Linked DNA regions of Homo sapiens: all the other regions are linked to region 4. The links are chromatin loops, found by intact Hi-C in ENCODE. Cell type or tissue: heart left ventricle. All regions are shown on one strand. Each heading gives the region's core, and the rest is flanking DNA. Links, peaks and the distances in the headings are about the cores only.

The links. A loop is a pair of places that touch in the nucleus more often than their neighbours do. Peaks named below come from ENCODE experiments on the same cell type or tissue, not always from the same donor. Only the 100,000 strongest peaks of a DNase experiment are listed, where the experiment ranks them.
Region 1: a loop joins it to region 4, with 8 times the contacts of the local background. A loop is called at or near these places in 61 of 110 quality-filtered maps.
Region 2: it touches region 4 in a loop (7-fold over the local background); 25 of 110 quality-filtered maps call a loop at or near these places.
Region 3: it touches region 4 in a loop (6-fold over the local background); 62 of 110 quality-filtered maps call a loop at or near these places.

Annotation. Positions count from the first base shown.
Region 1 is chr6:30,875,569-30,880,885 of GRCh38, reverse strand. No RefSeq gene overlaps it. Among named protein-coding and RNA genes, the nearest start is that of DDR1, 6.3 kb to the left of the region's middle. RefSeq lists enhancers at 1-195, 2,961-3,462. In heart left ventricle, for the core only: a CTCF peak has its summit at 2,985 (motif pointing right); a DNase peak (open chromatin) is centred at 2,985; H3K4me3 peaks cover 744 bases; H3K27ac peaks cover 1,025 bases.
Region 2 is chr6:31,076,986-31,082,302 of GRCh38, reverse strand. No RefSeq gene overlaps it. Among named protein-coding and RNA genes, the nearest start is that of C6orf15, 33 kb to the left of the region's middle. RefSeq lists an enhancer at 2,539-3,071. In heart left ventricle, for the core only: CTCF peaks have their summits at 2,144 and 2,344 (motif pointing right); a DNase peak (open chromatin) is centred at 2,364; H3K4me3 peaks cover 288 bases.
Region 3 is chr6:30,882,024-30,887,340 of GRCh38, reverse strand. It overlaps DDR1 (discoidin domain receptor tyrosine kinase 1), which reads right to left and starts at 2,822. Exons shown (of 18, transcript NM_001297654.2): 1 at 2,631-2,822. RefSeq lists enhancers at 415-921, 1,937-2,444, 2,514-3,287. In heart left ventricle, for the core only: no CTCF peak of the experiment used is centred there; DNase peaks (open chromatin) are centred at 1,140, 2,890, 3,305 and 3,570; H3K4me3 peaks cover 2,886 bases; H3K27ac peaks cover 3,846 bases.
Region 4 is chr6:30,676,562-30,681,878 of GRCh38, reverse strand. It overlaps PPP1R18 (protein phosphatase 1 regulatory subunit 18), which reads left to right. Exons shown (of 3, transcript NM_133471.4): 2 at 2,490-2,700; 3 at 4,591-5,317. The coding sequence ends at 4,610. Among named protein-coding and RNA genes, the nearest start is that of DHX16, 6.2 kb to the right of the region's middle. In heart left ventricle, for the core only: a CTCF peak has its summit at 2,740 (motif pointing left); a DNase peak (open chromatin) is centred at 2,698; H3K4me3 peaks cover 1,437 bases; H3K27ac peaks cover 692 bases.

The sequences.
Region 1 (5,317 bases), core at 615-4,614, 200 kb before region 4:
GGAGGGGAGGCTGAGAACTGTGAAACAGAACCAAAGGGAGACCCCAGACAAAGAAACCCCAGACAAAAGGAGATGAAGGGAGGCAGAGGAAACAGAAAGCGGCATTGGGGGTGGTGGCCGGGAGCTCAGGCCCTCCAGAGGGGGAGAATCTAGGAGAGGCGGAGAAAGAGGCAGAAGCAGGGGCTGATTTGCAGGGGAGAAGAGAGATTAGAATTGACTGGCAGAGGTCCTTTAGAGACTCCTTCTGGGCCCCTGAGAATTCACTTCCTTCTCCCAGGATTTTGCACCCTGGAGAGAACCAGAATCCCAGTTTCTTAGTTGGCTGTCTCAAAAATATTATATATGGCGAGAGCTTCCCTCCAATTACACCAATGGCCATAGGAAATATCTGAAAACAAAAGGTGCTCTCAGTTTTCACAAACAACCCCAATTTCAAAGCCTAAACCATCACCTCTTAAATACCAATGGCAATGGTGCCAGTTGCGGTGGCTCATGCCTATAATCCCAGCACTTTGGGAGGCCAAGGAGGGCTGATCGCTTGAGCCCAGAAGTTCGAGACCAGCTTGGGCAACATGGCACAACCCCATCTCTACAAAAAATACCAAAATTAGCTGGATGTGGTGATGCGCACCAGGAGGCTGGGTGGGAGGATCACCTGAGCCCGGGAGGTCAAGGCTGCAGTGTGCCATGATTGCACCACTGCACTCCAGCCTGGGCAACAGAGCAAGACCCTGCCTAAAAAAAAAAAAAAAGGGCATTGTCAGACAATGTTCAGACAATCCTTGGTTTGGAAACTATGATCCCAAAGCCAAAGGTGATGAATTAGGCTTGGAGGGACTGGAGGAGGGAAGAGGAGTAATGAGGCCGCCTCTCACAGCATGCAAGAGGAAGCAGAGTATCAAATGGGAGGGGAGAAAGCAGGGCTCTGCGTCTGAGAGGGAGAGTTAAGGTTCCGACTCAACATCTGGCTTCTCTTGGCTGAGTCTACATCAGTAAGAGGGAGATAATGGTCACTGGCCCAGAGTCTGTTTAGAAGATAATGAGATAGCATCTGTAAGGTACAGGCCCACTGATAAAAGCAACCATCCAAACTCCACTAAACATGATCTCTCTCTGTGGACTTCTCATGTGTCACTTGGGATCTCTGAGTGCCACCTCCCAAGTCATTCCACAACAGTTGTTATTAAGAGTTTGCTTTGAGAGGCCGAGGTGGGTGGATCACCTGAGGTCAGGAGTTTGAGATCAGCCTAGCCAACATGGTGAAACCCCATCTCTACTAAAAATAGAAAAAAATTAGCTGGGTGTGGTGGTGCGCGTCTGTAACCCCAGCTACTTGGGAGGCTGAAGCAGGAGAATTGTTTGCACCTGAGAGGTGGAGGTTGCAGTGAGCCAAGATCACACCACTGCACTCCAGCCTGGGTGACAGAGGGAGACTCTGTCTCAAAAAATAATAATAATAAAATAAGAGTTTGCATAGGGCACCAGGTGCAGTGGCTCATGCCTATCATCCCAGCACTTTGGGAGGCCCGAGTCAGGCAGATCACCTGAAGTCAGGAGTTCGAGACCAGCCCGACCAACGTGGTGAAACCCTGTCTCTACTAAAAATGCAAAAAAATCAGCCAGGCATGGTGGCGGTTACCTGTAATCCCAGCTACTTGGGAGGCTGAGGCAGGAGAATCGCTTGAACCCGAGAGGTGGAGGTTGCAGTGAGCTGAGAATGCGCCATTGCACTCCAGCCTGGGATACAAGAGTGAAAGTCCCTCTCAAAATAAATAAATAAATAAATAAATAAATAAAAATAAAAGAGTTTGCATAGGGCAGGGCTCTGACAGCGAGAGCTATGAAAGATGCATTCAGTAATGGAACCCACTCCCCACCTTCCAGGCCTTTACAATCTAGAGAGTGTTAGGCGTATATATGTAGTCACAGAAGACAGAACACCGTGCTACAGGCAGAGCTGGAAAGGGTCATGGGAACCCAGGGAAGGAGGAGGCCAGGTCCTCCTGAGTGGGACAGGAGACAAGACTCAGGAAGACCTCAGGGAGGAGCTGGAGCTTGAACTGGGCCTTAAGTCATGCTAAGATTTGCAGAGATGAGGCAAGGCCATTCCTGGCCAGAGAAGCGGAGGAGCCAAGGCAGGGAGGCGTGAATATGGCTATGTCCAAATGCAGCCTCACCTGGAAGAAGGGTCCATCCCATGAGTGAAACCAGAAAGGCAGATTTGGAACCTATCATTGAGTAGTTTGGCTTATTCTGAAGGTGAGGAGAAAGAACCTTGGGGTTTTGAGCTGGGAAATGACATGTTTAGATTTGTGTTCTTTTAAAAGTGGTTTTTGGCAGCAGCATGTGGGATGCAGAGTTCAGAGTAATGGCTGAGGGGAGGGAGGAGTTAATCCCACTTTATCCTGTGTACGTCCCATGGTGCTCCCCCTAAGCCTCCAGCCAGGACAGCAGTGCACATCCTAGGTGTTTTACTAGCATTTTCAACCATCCTGTGTTTGCCTCCTCAGGGCCCTCTGACATGAGTGGGGCAGGGCTCTCATAAAAAGAAAACCTTGTAATCCCAGCTACCCAAAAGCTGAGGCAGGAGGATGGCTTGAGCCCCAGAGTTCGAGGTAACAGTAACTATGATCACACCACTACACTCCAGCCTGGGTGACGGAGCAAGACTCTATCGCCAAAAAAAGAGTGAGAAAAAAGAAAACTAGGCCCAGAGGGGCTGCGATTTACCTTAAATTGCAATAGCAATTTAATTGCCACTTAATGGCAAGTGGCTGCTTCCTACCCAGAACTTCCCCTGGATTCCTCCATCTCAGTCTTCCAAAATGGAAAGGGGGATGTAGAATGGCTCCCTGGGCCTCCAGACTGGACCGACCCTGGACCGACCGCTAAGCCTGGTGAGTCCTGCCTCTGCGGAAGCCCGGCCTTGATAAACTTATCGGAGTATTCTTTAGGCCTTATGGTCCGGACAGTGAACAGGAAGGCCACTTGGGGGCGCTTGCTGCACAGGTGACCAACTCCAATTACTGGAAAATGGAAGGAAAGTGAAAGCGGCCAGGAAAGAGATTCAGGCTTGGGCAGGGAATGGCAGGAAGCACCCCAAAGCAGCAGACCCAAGAGAGAGGTCAGAAAGGCTGACTGGAAGCCCAGGGCAGCTGCGGGGCTATTTAGGGTACAATGACCTAATTTGCACATATAGGAGATGTTGTCATTTATAGGCAGAATGTTAGAATCTTCACTTTCTCTTTTCTATTGTCCTTTGCTAAAAAGCCTGTGGAATTCTCAGCAGCGTCTTAGGATCCCTGAGCCTTGCTGTGAGCCAGGCTCTGCTCTCAGCGCTTTCCAGAGCCATCTCATTTGGCCCACACAGCAGTTCTGTGATGTGGCATTTTGAAACATGCCCACTTAGGGTAGAAACTGAGAGTTAGAAAAGTTGCTCTCCATCCCCATCCCCCATACACACACAGTAAATGGCAGATCTGGAATTCAGATCTCAGTTGTTTGTTTATTTGTTTTATAGAGACAAGCTCTCTGTCACCCAGGCTGGAGTGCAGGGGTACAATTATAACTCAATGCAACCTCTCAAGCCATCCTCCCACCTCAGCCTCCCAAATAGCTGGGGCTCAGGCACCATCATGTCCTGTTATTTTTTATTTTTATTTTTTTGAGACAGAGTCTCGCCCTGTTGCCTAGGCTGGAGTGCAATGGCACGCTCTCGGCTCACTGCAACCTCTGCCTCCCGGGTTCAAACGATTCTCCTGCCTCAGCCTTGAGAGTAGCTGGGATTATACGTGCCCGCCACCACACCCAGCTAATTTTTGTATTTTTAGTAGAGACAGGATTTCACCATGTTGGCCAGGCTGATCTTGAACTCCTGACCTCGTGATCCGCCCGCCTCCGCCTCCCAAAGTGCTGGGATTACAGGCATGAGCCACCACGCCCAGCCATTTTTTGTTTGTATGTAGAGATTGGTAGAGATAGGGTCTCACCATGTTACGTAGGCTAGTCTCAAACTCCTGGCCTCAAGCGATCCTTCTGCCACAGCCTCCCAGTGTAATGAGATTACAGGCGTGTGCCACAATGCTTGGCCCAAATCTGAGTCTTTTTGATTACAGAGCCAAAGCTAGGCTGGAGGATCTCAGCCACCATTCTTTTTCCAACTCTAGAGGTCTATAATACATTCTTATCCTTTCTCTCTAGTCCTTGAACATCTTGGAACATTGTCATTAACTCCTCTAACTTCTTTTATCTCCCAAGAACACTGGTGGCCCAAATTATTCTTGTGTACAAAAAATGTACAGAGATCCAAAAATGGTAAATGCTTACCTCAAGGTCACCCTGGAAGTCAAGGTCAGTGCTAGGATAGTGTTCTCAAACTGAGGTCTCTGGACTCCTGAGGACTCGTGAATACCTGTGAAAACTATTAAGTTCCATGTCTAACTTTCCTTAGTAGCATTTGAAAAGTGTTATAAGCATGTTTTGGGTCATTTGTAACTGATCCTGGCCCTGCTTGTGAGTACCTGCATTTGCATTTACCTATTTATAGCTTTAATTGTCTTGGTCGCATTTGTACCAAGTGAAGGCCAGGAGACAAGTTCTAACAAAGATTTCTTAGTAATTTGAACAGACATGAGAAGGGGAAGAATTGAGTCATCGCCAGGCACACAGTGGAATATTGTGCCAAGTGCGGAAGAACCTTCATCAGGCAGTACATGGTCTGTTGCCAGCAGCAACTTCATTTCAGAAAAACACTATTTATTACATTAATGTTAAACTTGTCTTTATACTTTTGTTTGTACCTATGGCTACTTTGCTTTGGTTTTATAACTGCTTAACTACTGAAGCATAAGGAATTCATAGTTAGTTGTGTTTCCACACATTTAAATTATAAAAATAATTTAAGTCCATGAAAATTGTTTTCCTTCCAAAAAGGTCCATCCATACATTACTCAAGTTCTTGCTCTCACAGTAGGTATAAACTAAACCTGGGCCATCAAGAGTCTCCAAGGAAAACTTGCAATGATGGAGTCCCTGTTAAAGGTCAAAAATCTCCCCGACCCTCAAGATCCAGTGCAAGTGAAGCAGCCAGTTGTCTGGGGTAAATACCCGGGGTTTGCCATCCCATGCCAGGAAAATGTAGGACACGGACACACGCGAGGAGTCGCGAGGAGTTTAAGAGGGAAGGTTTAATAGGCAAAAGAAAGAGAAAGGAAAACAGCTCTCTCTCTAGTGAGAGAGGGGACTTCCGAGAGAAAAGGGGCAGCTGGAGGCAGATGAGCCGAATTTATAGTCCAGCTTGAGGAGGCGGCGTCTGATT
Region 2 (5,317 bases), core at 569-4,568, 400 kb before region 4:
ATGTATTACAATTAATCAATTCCCTCTTTTTCTTGGTAATATCTTTCTGTAACCAGGTAAAGGAATTTTCTTAATCCCTGAGGTTTTGGCCCCAAGCCTTTTTTTTTTTTCTTTTTTCTTTTTGAGATCCACTCTGTCACCCAGGCAGAAGTGCAGTGGTGAAATCTTGGCTCACTGCAACTTCTGCCTTCTGGGTTCAAGAAATTCTCTGCCTCCGCCTCTTGAGTAGTTGGAATTACAGGCATGTGCCACCATGCCCAGCTAATTCTTTTGTGTGTTTTTGGTAGAGACGGGGTTTCACTATGTTGGCCGGGCTGGTCTCAAACTCCTAGCCTCAGGTGATCCACCCGCCTTGGCTTCACAAAGTGCTGGGATTACAAGCAGGAGCCACCATGCCCGGCCTCCAAACCATTTTAATCTGGACCTGCGGATCCCTAGTTCTCCTACACAGCAACCTCCTGGGATTTTCATTCTCCTCACTCTTTGGAGGATCCCACATCTTTATCTCTCCTGATCTAATCCCTTACTTTGATGGAACTTCCTAAGGAAAGGGGCAAGGGAGGGCAATTTTTGAAATTTTGTCTGAAAATGTCTTTTATATTATGATTACATCTGATTAATAGTTTTACTGAAAATAAAATTCCAAGTTGTAAAATTTACACCTAAATTAGGAAAGCACTGCTCCACTATCTTCCAGCTTCCAGTGCTACTGTTGAAAAGTCCTCAGCTAGGTGTTATGGTGCGCACCTGTAATACCAGCACTTTGGGAAGCCAAAGTGGGAGGATTGCTTGAGCCCAGGAGTTCAAGACCAGCCTGGGCAACGTAGTAAGATTTCGTCTCTACAAAAAATAAAATTAAATTTAAAAATTAGCTGGGCATGGTGGTACGTGTCTGTAGTTTTCAGAAGGCTGAGAGGGGACGATCCCTTGAGCCCAGGAGTTCAAGGCTGCAGTGATCCATGATTGTATCACTACGCTCCAGCCTGGGTGACAGAGTGAGATCCTGTCTCAAAAAAAAAAAAAAAAAAAAAGGAAAAGAGAAAGAAAAAAAGAGAAAACCCTATACCATTTGAGTTTTGATCTTTTTCATGTGACCTGTTTTTTTCTTTTTGTCCAATTTTGGGATTTTTCTTTTTGTCCTCAGTATTTTTAAAATTATGGTAGTATGCCTTGGATTTCATTCCTTTTGTTAGACACTTCTGTTAGACACTTGAGGTCTATCTCACTTTGGAACCATATCTCTCAGTTCTGAGAAAAGTTCTTGAATTATTTCTTTGATAATTTCATCCCTTCTGTTCCCTCTGTCTATTCTTTCTAGAAATCCTCCTATTCATCCAGATGATCTAATTTTCATATATTTTCTATACCATCTACATTTCTTTTCCTTTTTTTTTTTCTTTTGAGATGGAGTCACCCAGGTTGGAGTGTAGTGGCACTATCTCGGCTCACTCCAATCTCCACCTCTCTCGGGTTCAAGCGATTCTCCTGCCTTAGCCTCCCAAGTAGCTGGGATTACAGGCGTATGCCACCACGCCTGGCTAATTTTTGTATTTTTAGTAGAGACGGGGTTTCACTATGTTGGTAAGGCTGGTCTCGAACTCCTAATCTCAAGTGATCCACCCACTTCCGCAACTCAAAGTGCTGGGATTACAGGCCTGAGCTACTGTGCCCGGTCCCATCTACATTTCTTTACCCTTTGCTTCTTTTTAGAAGATTTCTTCAACTTTAAATTTTTTATTTAATAATGTGTTCTTTTACCATGGAGAAAATATCGTCTCTTATGTTTATGAAAATATTAATTGCAGTGGATTTTATTATTTGGCTCTTTGCATTCTCTAAATTTCCTCTTCTTCTTCTTCTTCTTTTTTTTTTTTTTTTTTTTTTGACAGGGTCTCTCTGTTGTGGTCCAGGGCAATGGCTTAATCACAGCTCAATGAAGCCTCGACCTCCCGGACTCAAGTGATCCTCCCATCTCAGCCTCCTGAGCAGCTGAGACTACAGGTGCACGCCACCGCGCCCGGCTAATTTTTGTACTTTTTGTAGACACAGAATCTCGCCATTTTGCTCAGGCTGTTCTTGAACTCTTGGGCTCAAGCGATCCGCCCAGCTTGGCTTGCGAAGGCACTGAGATTACAGGCGTGAGCCACCGCGCCTGGCTTTATATTCCTTAATTCTTGTGTTTTCAATACCTGTCTTTCATGTCAGTGGTTTTCATCCCATAATGACTAGTTTCTTATCAATGTATTGCCTCTCAACCGTAAATCCATCCTCTTAACTGATCTGTATTGAATTAAGCGGTTCTCCTTCGCAGCCAGCACAATATTAAGCTTTCTCAGTAGAGGGCGCCGGAGGGACACTGCCAGAGGAAAGAATTTCTTTTATCTCTGGTTCCGGGAGCTATGGTTTGTGATTCTTGTTGCTCCTGCGGCAGGGCCCATCAGTGGCCAGGTGGGAACATCCGGTGGTCTCTGTCCTAGCTGCGTGCTGACAGCATGCGTTCCCCCAGCGAGCTGGCCCTGACGTGGACCCTGCATGCCCCAGGCCTTGCATGCAGTGAGTGGGCTCCCGATGCCGCGACCCCCCCAGTTTCCTGCTTGCTCATGACTGTTCACAGGCTTTGGCCTGGGCATCCCAGGGAAATAATCTGGTACCTGGTGGGCACATGCACACTTTCTGCCTTGAGTTCTGAATCCAGCTTTGGGGTGGGGATGCTTCCACGTGTGTCCTTCTTTGGGTACTCTCCCGCGGCCCTACAGCATTCTTTGGAGTTCTCTGCACGTCTTTTTAGCCTGTTACAGCCAATAATTCTTTCTAATAATAAACTTTCTCTGCTCAAATTGGGGCTTGGGCTTTGTGAATGATACAGTAATCCTTGGCTTAGTTAGATCTTAAGCTGTTTGGAAACTCCAGGTGTGTGTGTTGGGGATGGGGGGAGGTTTCAGTGGGCTTCACCATAGTGCAAATGGGCTGAACTGTTTCTCCAGAAGACCCTTGTATTAGGGTCTAGTCAGGTGAAAGAAAAAAATCCAAATATTTAAACAGAGGTAATTTTGTTTTATTTTATTCTATTTGAAAAGGAATTTCACTCTGTTGCCCAGGCTGGAGTGCAGTGGCACAATCTCGGCTCACTGCAACCTCGGTCTCCCGGGTTCAAATGATTCTCCTGCCTCAGCCTCCCAAGTAGTGGGATTACAGGCACCTGCCACCACACCCAGCTAAGTTTTGTATTTTTAGTAGAGACAGGGTTTCACCATATTGGCCAGGCTGGTCTCAAACTCCTGACCTCAGGTGATCCACCTGCCTCGGCCTCCCAAAGTGCTGGGATTGCAAGCGTGAGCCTCCGCGCCCAGACAGAGGTAATTTTATATAAAGGATTGTTAACCACATATTGAGATCTAAAAAGACAAAAAGAGCACTGAGATACCGCAGAGGTAGAACGCGTGGGAATCAGGAATGGGGCAACTGCCTCTCCCTCAGTCTTGGGGAACTGAGGGAAGAGGTCAGTATTATTCAATGGGAGAATCTGGGAGGATGGCCCCACGGAGCTAGAATTCAGTTTCCTAAGGAGGAGCCTGGCCAGTGAGCCGGTATCACTGAGGCCACGGGAAGAGGCCTTTGCCGGGAGTGAGGAAGAACCACAGTTTGGGACTTGCTACTGCTGCTGGACCAGCTGTTGCTACAGGGCTGAAGATCCTCGGCTGTGGTGATGCCGGCAGGATTGGGAGGCCAACAAGGGAAGGGATCCCTTCTTCCTCCAGTGCTGACACCTCCCTCTACACCTAAGAGGGAGCCAGCTGGGAAGGAGAGAGTGGAAGAGGGTTTTGAAGTCAAGTGACAGTAGCTTAATATCCGTCAGAACCCCCTTACTCCTGTGTTCCTAGGTGTTTTTCCTTGTCTGGTCAGTTTCTCCAGAGAAGGTTTCTCTATTAATCGGCCTGGGGCAAGTCTGGCTGCTGGAGTTCTCAGAACCAACTTCATGGAGGGGACCAGGAAGCCTTACTGTTCGATAGGCAGGCTTTTACATAATCCTAAATGACTTTTTCTTTTCTTTTATTGCTTCTCTTATTTTATTTCTTTTATTATTACTTATTTTCTATTTTTTAAATTATTTTATTTTGTTTTCTTCTGGCCACATAAAGCCAGAAGGCCATAGGCTATATATATATATATGTAATTTTTTTTTTTTTGGTAGAGCTGGGGATCTTGCTCTGTTGCCTAGGCTGGTCTTGAATTCCTGGACTCAAGTGATCCTCCTGCCTTGGCCTCCCAAAGTGCTAGGATTATAAGCATGAGCTATCACGCCCAGCCTTAAATGATTTTCATTGTGGTTCCCAGGATGTGGCATGGTTCAACGCCTCCAGCGAGCAAACCACTCATTAGGGTGGAATATAGGGGGTCACTCTGCCATGTGCGTTGAGTTAGGAGATCTAGGGTTCTAGTGGCTTCTTACATAGACCATCAGCCTCTGGTTCCAGGCCTCTTGCACACTCACGTTTGGGATACTTGGTTTCTCCATTCCTTACTGGGGTTCTGCTATGTGAAATCAGCCTGCTTCTGGGATTCTCCCACTGACATTTTACCTTTAAATTTCTCTTATCTGCTAAGACCTTTGTCTATTTGTTATCCAGATCATTATTCTCTATTTATTTAGATTGTGTAGTCAGTTTCTCTCTCTCTCTCTCTCTCTCTCCTCTCCCCCCGCCTTTTGTTCTTGTCAGTCCTTGCCTTTTAAAACCCCTTTATCACATTTTGGTGGGATTTCTGCTGGGAGCAGAGATGGTTGTGTTCAATCAGCTACATAAAGCCTGAAGGCCCGGCCAGGCACAGTGGCTCAGGCCTGTAATCCCAGCACTTTGGGAGGCCAAGGTGGGCGGATCATCTGAGGTTAGGAGTTCAAGACCAGCCTAACCAACATGGAGAAACCCCGTCTATACTAAAAAAAAAAAAACAAAAAACTTAGCCAGCCGTAGTGGTGCATGCCTGTAATCCCAGCTACTCAGGAAGGCTGAGGCAGGAGAATCACTTGAACCCAGGAGGCGGAGGTTGTGGTGAGCCAAGATCCTGCCACTGTACTCCAGCCTGGGAACCAAGAGCGAAACTCAGACTCAAAAAAAAAAAAAAAAAGCCCGAAGTCCCAGTTGAATTTGTGGTGTAGATGTGGTGGGTGGGCTCTGGGTACCCAGCGCAGCTTAGCTGGCAGTATGTAGAAGTGAATACCAGGAAGTCTTTCTTTTCATTTCCCTCTGTTTTCTCTGGCTTGCCTCTGCCCAGGTGGCACTGGGGCCTCTGCTTCAGTGTATGCCTCAATGTATTTCCA
Region 3 (5,317 bases), core at 542-4,541, 210 kb before region 4:
TAAATGCATTTATGTAAAATCATAAGATATGTAAAAGAATATGAAAATCATTTTGACTTTTAAAAAATAAATATGTCCCAGGAAAGGTTGGGCAATTCCTTGTTGAGGATATGATAGAATTAAACATCAGATAAGCCTGGACCAGCTCACCCTGCTGCCCTCCCACATAGGAGTCCAGAATTCTAAGAGAAGGGCAGAGGGGACCCCAGCACCTTCTAGTCTTACTGTCCCCTATAGCCCTCTAGGCCCAGGGTGGTCCCTGGACCATCAGCAATACCTGGAAGCATGGAAGAAATCAGAATCTCAGGCTCACCCTTGACCTGCTCAATCAAAATCTGCCTTTTAACACAATTCCCAGGTGACCTGTGCCCATTAAAGTTTGAAAATCCCTACTCTGTTCCTCAGGCCCAGGAAGCTTACCCCACATAAAACTATTCTAAATGGCATCTCCTTACAAACCCAAGTAACTACTCTCCCCTCCCCTGCTGCAGGAAAAGCTATCCTAACCTGTACTGGTCTCAGAGCCCTGTACTGAAGTCTCCAGGCCCTGGAGTCCTGAGGGACTCGACTGCCACCTCTTATCAGGTTCAGGGCATCTTGGGCCCAGTTATCCCTGCTCTGCCTTCCTGAGACCCAGACATCCAGTCCCCCCAGTTCCCACTTCCAGAAGGTGGCTGCCTCTGAGGGACTGAGGAAAGGCTGAGTTGCCTTGGAGACGAGGGCGGGTCTAAAGACAAGGAAGGCAGGTCACCCCAGGAGGTAGGAGGAGTGGGGGATACTCCCCCATCCCTTTGTCCTCCTCCAGCTGCTCCCACAATGCACTAGGGCAGGAATGTAAGAGGCAGCTGAGACCCCAGAGCTCTGAAGCAGCAGCTGAGGGGGACGACTGAGTTGTGGGGGGCACTCAGAGGCTAGAACCAGAAGGCATCACGCCTGGTCCCTTAGGGTCCAGCGCCGGGGAGCAGGCTGCCAGAGTCCCAGGAGACTGGCTTGGAATTCCTGGGTGCCGCTCTCCAACCCCACCTCTCTCGGGAACAGCGGGGCTCTTGTTCCCCTAAGTAACCTTCATGCCTATCCCAGATGAGTCATCAGAGCCACACAGAGCCGAGAGGAGCCCGGGGCAGAGATACAAAGGCAGGCAGAGGATACGAGGCAGGCGGAGACAGAGCGAGAGCCACAATGCAAGAGGTAAATAGAGCAGGCTCAGAAACACGGGGCACAGAGCCAAGCAGAGGAACACGGAGAAGCACAGAGACGTCTGGGCTGTCTGTTCTCCAACACCCCCAGTCACCTCATCTCTCTCCACTGGGTCTTCAGTCCACAGTCAGAGACCCAGAGGGCAAGAGAGGACAAGCCCAGAAGACCTTCCCCAATCCCACCCCCTTCCACTCCATTACAACCAAAGACAAACCAGGGGCCAGGCCACCCTGCCTCAAGCCCTTCACGCTCCTCTCCCAACCCCCAAGTCCCACTCAGACAACACCCACACAGCTCTGTACACACACACACGGTGAAACACACAAACTTACTGAACTGGCTGTAAACAGCGAGGCTAAATGTGGCATGCACACACCCACCTCTCAGTGTCCCTGACAACCCTCACAGAGTTTCTGAGACAGAGCAAACACAGAAGCTCATGCATACATCAACCCGTCCACACCTTGGCATTCCTTCAAGTCCAACCCCATCGCTCAGTGAATAGCCACCTTCAGACACCTGTGAACATGAAATGACAGACACCACATGCTCCTGTGACCAAAAGACAGCATGAGACACACACACCCGGGCCCTTGGGCACAGGATCCCCAGAGAACTGGGGCCCAGCCTCTAACACACATGGGTGACCAAGCCAGAGGGACGTCGAGGGGGCAGGGAACAGGTGGGCGCTGGGTGGGAAGAGTGGCAATAAGGACAACAGCCTTTCCCTGCCTTTCCACTCACTCCCCTTTCACCTGTCTCCACCACACCACTCAGTCCTGGACACACCTACAGGCCCTCAGCAACAGCCAGCGAGCTTGGGCGCCTGCCTCTGGCTGCTGGAAGCGCTGGGAAGAAATGTTCAGCCAAGAGCCAGGCATGGGGGGGTGGGACCCTGAAGCTGGCGCTCACCGGCAGTGACATTCTCTCATGCCAGAGCTAATTGACCATCCAGCCGGGAAGAGTGGTGTCACTGGTGGGTTAGAGTGGCAGTCCCTCTTTTTGCTGGACTGTGACCAGACTGACCAACTGGGTGTTGGCTGAGCGGAGGCTTAGCAGTTAGATGCCCGCAGGGACTGGCCAGGTGGAGGGCAGGCGATAGATGAGCTGACTCAGTGGGGCTGCACAGGAGCACCTCCTCCCGGGGCTCAGTTCCTCCGCACTGAGTGAGAGGGGACTTGCCTCAAGGCTGGAGGCTCAAAACTCTTTCTGGGAGGTCACGGGCTTCACCTCCACCCAGTCCCCGCCCCCGGTTTTCAGACGGTATGCCAGAGCATCGGGGAGGCGGGCAGGGAGGCTTAGAAGAGCTGGACGACCAAGCATGGCTCGGGACGTCCTGCCTCCCCCGCCCCTCGCCCTGCAGGCGCCGCCGCGCGCCCCCACCCCAAGAGCCCCAGGCCTCCGCCCGCGGGTTCCGCCGCCGCTCTCCCTACCTCTCATCGCTCTTCCCGGCAGACCCAGGCGTCCGACCCGGGAGCGGGGCCTCTTCGGCGGCGGGGCGAGGGGCGGGGGAGGCGGAGGGAGCCAGGAGCCGGGAGCCGGGAGCGGGAGGCGCCGGCGGGGCTCGGGTGTCGGGAGGCGGCTCCCGAGAGCAGCTGTCGGGGGCCTGTTCCGGGGAGAGGAGCCAGGGCTGGGGCGGCTCGGGCCCAGGCGCCGCCTCCCCCTCGCCTCGGCTCCCTCCCTTCCTCCTCCCGCTCCTCGCTCCCCTCCCTCCCCTCGGCCTTCTCGCCGCGCGTTCGGGCTCGCAGCCCTCCCTTCCCCCTCCCGGACCCAGTAGTCCCAGTGGCTCCCACGCCCGGCGCCGAGCTCCAGGCCCCGCGCCCGCCACGCCCACCCCGCGCGCTAGCGCCCGGCCCGGCCTCCCCCAGGTAACCCGCCCGCCAAGCCCGCCTGGGCGCTCCCAGGCCGCCCAGCCGCCCGCGCCGCTGCCTCCGGCCGGCTCCGCGCCCAGCCCCCTCCACCCACTCGCAGCCCACCCCCGCTTCCCCAAACGAGAACCTCCAAAGCTGGCGCCCCAGGGGGCTGGCTGCAGTCCCGCTCAGGGCCCACGAGGGGAAGACGCCCCTCCTACTTCTGGGATCGGTTCCTGGTGGGAGAGGCAAAGGGGAGCAGCCCCAGGGCACAGAGGAAGAAGCAGGTTCCCACAGGCTCGGCCCAGCCCAGCTGCGGGAGTTAGCCCAGAGAAGGGAGCAGAGCTCAGGTCTCAGGGCTCACCTGTCCAGCCAGGCCCCAGACTGCTCTTCTCCCTCCACCAACCTTTGCTCCTCTCTCGCAGCCTGTGCGCTCCCGCCCCTACGACCCAACCTGGAAGGCCCCAGACCCTGAAGGCGGGCCCACTCTCTTCTCCTTCTCCTCTCAGTTCCTCTCTCTGAAGGGCGTTCTAAGGGACCCGGGGGTCCAGACGCCCAGGCCCTGATTCCCCTGGGCTCCCAACGGAGTGGAGTGGGAGGGGGACTCAGGAGTCCTCAGGGCAAGCCTCCCTCAGGCCCAGCCAGCTCTGGCCGTAGTGGGCCAGAGGGTCTGATCACTGGCCAGAAGAGGCCAAAAATGAGGCCAGGACAAAGTTGAGTGGTCGGGAGGAGGAAGAAGAGGAGCAGGAGAAGGATGGAGGCACACTGAAAATCACACACAGTCAAAAGGAAGGGGACCAAGAGACCCAGGGAAGATGAAACAGTGAGACTGAGTAGGCAAAGCAACTGAGAGAGCTACTGGGCAGAGGATGGAGCGGGACAGAACAGCTTGTGGTGGGAGGTGCTTTTTCCCCACTCAGCACTACCTCAGCCCCTCACCTCTCTCCACACCCCCACACCTGCTCACCACCTAGACAATGTCACGGTCACAGGAAGTTCTCGCTCCACTGCACATCTCCGCCCCAGGAACCTCACAGTAGATAAAAACATACCCTGCTTGCAGTCCCAGACAACAATCCCAAGAAAGAAACACGAAGTCCCAACCAGACAAGTACACAAAAGCACTACCAGGAAGAAGCTGGCCCTTGGGAAAGGCCGAGGCACACATGGGCACTAGTTCAGAAGCCCAAGGACGTTCCAACGGCTGAGGGACCTGCTAACAGACAGCCCCAGGGTCACTCGAAGAGCAGCTTCTTCCCGCCTTCCTGTCCCACCAAGCCCCCAGGGATTCATTCCCCCAGAACACCTACCCCTCCAGAGAACAGCAGCTGGGGAATCTAGGCCCAGGAGACGCTGGACTGGGGGTGGGGCCAGCCTGGGGGTGGGGCCAAGGCTTCCCAAGTCACCTCACCTGGCAGCCCACAGCCCCTCCTTCCAGGAGCTGTGCTCTGGGAAAGCCCCAACAGGCCTGCCAGGCAAGCTACAGCCCGTCATACCCTGGTGGGACATTCCACACCCCAGGCCCACGCTGACCCCAGCTAAGTGGCATGGCAGTGCCAGACAGAGGGGTCCACTGGGGAGAGCAGAAGGAGCTAGAGAGTCCTGAAACCTTTGTCCCCTCTTCTCACTGCCTCAGGAGAAATTCCTAGTGGTGATGCCCACCTCGCCCCAGCTCTAGGCTGGAGGAGTGGGAGGGATGCAAGGCTGGGGCCCAGTGGAGTCAAGTGACAACGGAAAGGGAGCTGGAGCCAGCTGGAATGCGGGACTCGGAGCCGAGATTCCCAGGGGCCTGAGAGGGAAATCCCAGCCATCCTGGGGCCCAGAGAGCAGCACCAAAGACCAAGAGGGCCTGATTACCCATCCGTGGTCCCCAGAGCCCATTCCACATCTCCTGCATCACTCCGAACCCCAGAGGCCCCCTGTGTCCCTGAGAACCCCCAAATGACCCTCTACCATCCCCTCCCATCCTGGGCTTCCCTCCCCTTCAAGCCAGTGGCAGCCTGCTGCCCAGGAAGGAGAGGATGGGAAACAGCTGAAAAAATGTGAGGAGAGGCACGTAGGAGAGGGGAGAAGGCAGCTTCAGGCCTGCAGACCACCTGGCCACAGGAGGGAAGCCCAGCACGACCAGCGAGCGAGAGGACGGACCAGATGGGCCCCCACACATACACTAGCTGCAGTCCCCTTCCGGGAGCTGCAGCTGCCTCTGGAGGAGCAGGCTGGGTCAGCAGCTGGGGAGAGTAAGAAGCGACGGGTGGGGGGCAGGGTGAAGG
Region 4 (5,317 bases), core at 1,161-5,160:
TTTCCCCAGCATTGGTCCTCTGATGGCACCTCATGTGAGGTCTGAACAAACCCTAACCTCTTGCATTGTACCAACTTCTAAGCTCCTTTCTTTTTTCTTTTCTTTTCTTTTTTTTTTCTGAGACAGTCTCGCTGTCTCCCAGCCTGGAGTTCAATGGTGAGATTTCGGCTCACTGCAACCTCCACCTCCCGGGTTCAAGTGATTCTCCAGCCTCAGCCTCCTGAGTAGCTGGAATTACAGGCGCACGCCACCATACCCGGCTAATTTTAGTATTTTTAGTAGAGACGGGGTTTCACCATGTTAGCCAGGCTGGTCTCGAACTCCTGACCTCAAGTGATCCACCTGTCTTGGCCTCCCAAAGTGCTGGGATTACAGGGGTGAGCCACCTTACCCGGCCCCAAGCTCCTTTCAACAGCAGACATGAGTATAATATATTAGTAAATTATCTAGTAAGTTAGAAGGTGGTAAGTGATTATGGAAAAAAAAATAGAACAGTGGAACTTAGAGGGTCAGGAGGTAGGGGGAGTGAATATGGAGACTTCAAAATAGGGTGATCAGGAGGGTCAGAGCCATGGGGATATTTTGGGGGAGTGTTCCAGGCAGAAGGAATAGCTAGTACTGTTCTGGTCCTGAGGTAGGAGTGCGTGGAGGGAACCAAGGCCAGTGTGGCTGGAGTGGAGGAAGAGGCCAGAGAGGCAAGGGGAGGGTGGCATACTGGGAGCACCCTGTAGGCTTTGGTCAGGCTCTGGGCACCTTGGGGGCAATCAAGTAGACTTTTTTTTTTTTTTTTTTTTGAGACAGAGTCTTGCTCTGTTGCCCAAGCCGTAGAGCAGTGGCGCGACCTCGGCTCACTGCAACCTCCGCCTCCCGGGTTCAAGCAATTCTCCTGCCTCGTCCTCTCGAGTAGCTGGGACTACAGGTGCACGCCACCATGCCCAGCTAATTTTTTTGTATTTTTAGTAGAGACAGGTTTCACCATGTTGGCCAGGATGGTCTCAATCTCTTGACCTTGTGATCCGCCCGCCTCGGCCTCCCAAAGTTCTGGGATTATAGGCATGAACCACCGCGCCCAGCCTGGAGTAGACTTTTTGCTCCAAGTGAGATGGGGAGACACTGCAGGGTTCAGAGCCAACAAGGAGTAACATATACAGTTCCTGAGTTCTACCTTCCCATGGGGACCCAGGTGTCATATCTGGTTTTCTTTTTTTTTCTTTTTTAGAGACAGTGTCACTCTATTGCCCAGGCTGGTCTCGAACTCCTGGGCTCAAGAAATCCTCCCGCCTCAACCTCCCAAAGTGCTGGGGCTACAGGTGTGAGCCACCATGCCTGACTGGTGTCATATTGATGCAGCTCTTAACAACCACCTGCCCAGCCACCCTTCTGGCTTCTCTCTTTTCATACCTCAGTTCATTAGGGGACTCAGGGATGTACGGCTGACCCCAAGTCTTCCCAAACAGATGCCAGGGAAGGCCTGAGTAGATCATTTGGACCTTTCCAAGTAGTTCATATGGAATCCTCCTGCTGTCTCCCTAATCCCTTTGGCTCCTAGACTTAATCCCACCCTGCCCCTTCCCCCTGAGCTTCTTAATAGGGCAAAGGGGAAGGGTAGAAAGGCAGTGAGAACAGCTGGGACTCGCCTGCTCTTGGGACAGTGTGATTACCAAGGGTTTTCTGTGCCCTGTCTGGTATTTTGTCTCTGTGCCTGTCCCTTTGGGCACACTGTGGACCCCCACCCCAGGTTTGTGTGGACTTTCCTTTCTGCCCTTGTCATCTCCCCCAGCCTTCAGGGTGTCAGCGGCTCATCTTTCCCCTGTGTGTTGCTGGAGTCTCTTGGTTCCTCTCGGCCTTTCTGTTCATCTCCCATCTCTTCCTAGGCCCTAGACTCCCTTTGCTATGGATAGGAGAGGAATGAGGAGAGTAGGAGGGAACAGGTGCCCAGGGTCCTGGGTTTTGCATAGGACAGCAAGGGGCTGTGGGTATGAAAACCTTGCTTTTGTCTGAGACTCGCTCCCCAGCCAGTTCTTTCCCCACTGGCCAGTCTGCTGGGCTCCTCTGGGAAGTTCACTCGATTGCCCCCAAGGTGCCCAAAGACTCGGTTCTGATCACAAGACTTATCGCCATGTATTTTAATTTCTTTTTACCCCTCTGCCTCCCACACTCGAAATAGCAGGGACCTTGGTCTTATATTATTCACTTCTGCCTCCCAAGCCCCTGCCAACGTACAGGGCAAAGTCTGATGTTTTGAAATGATATGATCGAAGAGGGAAACTCTAGAATTGGAGAGCCAGTATGGAAAGGAAAACTGGATCCCAGAGTGGATGGGGAGAGTGAGTGGGGCACCTGAGTCCAGCCCCCACCCCCACGTTCCGCCAGTCCCACCTGCTCCCTTGCAGACTCCGCCCCCCCCGCCCCCGCTTTCTCTCCCTCAACCCCCGCGGGCTTCTCCCCTGCTGACCTTGCCTCCTGCCCCCTTTTTCTCCCTCCTTCAGCTTAAGATCTCCTTCAGCGAGACAGCCCTGGAGACCACGTACCAATACCCCTCCGAGAGTTCGGTACTGGAGGAGCTGGGCCCGGAGCCTGAGGTCCCCAGTGCCCCCAACCCTCCAGCAGCCCAACCCGACGACGAAGAGGATGAGGAAGAGCTGCTGCTGCTGCAGCCAGAGCTCCAGGGCGGGCTGCGCACCAAGGCCCTGATTGTGGGTAAGCGGAGGCTCCGCCGGCCCGAGGGCGCCCCCTGCTGTCAGAGCGGGCGCTGTGGTCCAGGAGAGAGGAGGGAGGATTACATGTAGGCACTCGGAAGGGGCTTGGCGGGTCCTCTGGTTCAACATGCTCCTTTAACAGATGGGCAAACTGAGGTCCCCGGCAGTGAAGTACACATTGAGTCTTCAGGTTTCAAAACGAGAACTCTTCCTGAGTGCTGTAATCTGGTCAAAATCACAGGGTGGGTCGACAGGCCTGAGTTGGAATTCCAGCTTGTCTCTTTAATTGTGTGATCTCAGGGAAACCATCTGATCTCTTGCTTTAGTTTATTATTTATGAAATGAAGTTAATAATAACTACCTCCTGTGGCTCATGCCTGTAATCCCAGCACTTCGGGAAGCCAAGACGGGTGGATCGCTTGAGCCCAGGAGTTCAAGACCACCCTGGGCAACATGGCAAAATCCTGTCTCTACAAAAAAATTGAAAAATTATCCAGGTGTGGGCCGGGCACGGTGGCTCACGCCTGTGATCCCAGCACTTTGGGAGGCCGAGGCGGGCGGATCACGAAGTCAGGAGATCGAGACCATCCTGGCTAACACGGTGAAACCCCATCTCTACTAAAAATACAAAAAAAAATTAGCTGGGCGTGGTGGCGGGCACCTGTAGTCCCAACTACTTGGGAGGCTGAGGCAGGAGAATGGCGTGAACCTGGGAGGCGGAGCTTGCAGTGAGCCGAGGTCGTGCCACTGCACTCCAGCCTTGACAACAGAGTGAGACTCCGTCTCAAAAAAAAAAAAAAAAATTAGCCAGGTGTGGCAGTGCGCAGCTGTGGTTCCAGGTACTTGGAAGGCTGAGGTGGGAGCATCGTTTGACCTCAGGAGTTGGAGGCTGCAGTGAACCAATATTGCACCACCCACTGCACTCCAGCCTGGGCAACAAAGGAAGACCTGTCTCAAAAGAAACAAACAGGCCAGGCACGGTGGCTCACGCCTGTAATCTCAGCACTTTGGGAGGCCGAGGCAGGTGGATCACTCAAGGTCAGAAGTTCAAGACCAGCCTGGCCAACATAGTGAAAACCCATCTCTACTAAAAATACAAAAATTAGCTAGGCATGGAGGTGGACACCTGTAATCCCTGCTACTCGGGAGTCTGAGGCAGGAGAATCACTTGAACCCGGGAAGCAGAGGTTGCAGTGAGCCGAGATGACGCCACTACACTCCAGCCTGGGTGACAGAGTGAAATTCTGTCTCAAAAAAACAGAAACCAAAAACTACCTCCTAGACTTGTAGAAAATATTAAGTAATTTTATTTATTTATTTATTTATTTATTTTGAGACAGCGTCTCCCTCTGTCGCCTGGACTGGAATGCAGTGGCACAACCTTGGCTCACTGCAACCTCTGCCTCCCAAATTCAAGCGATTCTTGTGCCTCAGCCTCTCTAGTAGCTGGGATTACAGATGTGTACCATCACACCTGGCTAGTTTTTATATTTTTAGTAGAGACAGGGTTTCCCCATGTTGGTCAGGCTGGTCTTGAACTCCTGACCTCAAGTGATCCTCCTGCCTCAGCCTCCCAAATTGCTTGGATTACAGGTGCTCCAGGCCAAGATTAAGTAATTTTTTGTGAAGCACCAAGAGCCACAGCTGGATATCATATTACTTAATCTCTCCTGGAGTTATGGTGAGATTAAACAGTTATAAGGATGCCTGGCACAGAGTCCGAGCTAAATGAGTGATGGATGTGGTTACTGGTGGTAACATGCTTTAGATATGGAAGATATTATAGGACTTCCTGCATGCCAACTGCCCTTCAATTTGTGTGGGGGGGAAGGGTGGGCAGAAGGCAGAGGCTCTCACTCATTCTCTAACATTATTGCCCCCTCTCCCACAGATGAGTCCTGCCGGCGGTGACCATCTTCCAACATAGGGATATACCTCCCTCCTTCTTATAACTGAAGATCCTGGAGCCCGGAAGATTCAGGGCAGACAGACCCTGATAATGAGCCTGGCAGGGAAGGGCAACCAACATCTTGTAACTTGCTTTCCCCACCCTGTTTCTGGGGGCAGAGCCAATTGCCCAATTTCTACCCTAATCCAAAGTCCCTGGTGTGGGTGGGGTTAAACGTGCTGGTGCATCCTAGGTCATCCAAGAGTGAGCGCCAAGTCCTGAGAAGGGGCACAGAACTCCCTGGAGGGTGGAGATGGAGCACCTGCCCCCCATGGCAGGGTACACTCTCCCCACAGCCTTCCTCCCCACCATCCCGTGGGGACTCTCGGGATTTAAGCACTCGTCTCTCTGGGAGGCCCAGACCCCACTCCATTTATAGGCACATCTCCTTCATTTCCTAGGTCACTGCCCCTTTGTTTACAGCTCCTGCCTCCTCCCTTGACCACAGCCTGGTTTACAAATTCCATCAGCTCCCAGCCCCACCTGCCAAAGTCCCAGGTTTACAAGCCACGCTTACTTGCTGTGTCTGCGTGGAATTCTCTCCTCTGTCCCCTCCAGTCTCCTCATTGGAGTGACCTGAAGGTGTGGCTTCCTCCACTTTTTCTCAGTATTACTTTGCCTTAGTTTTCCCCAAGAGGGAAGGCTGGAACTCTTAACTCTGTACCCCTTG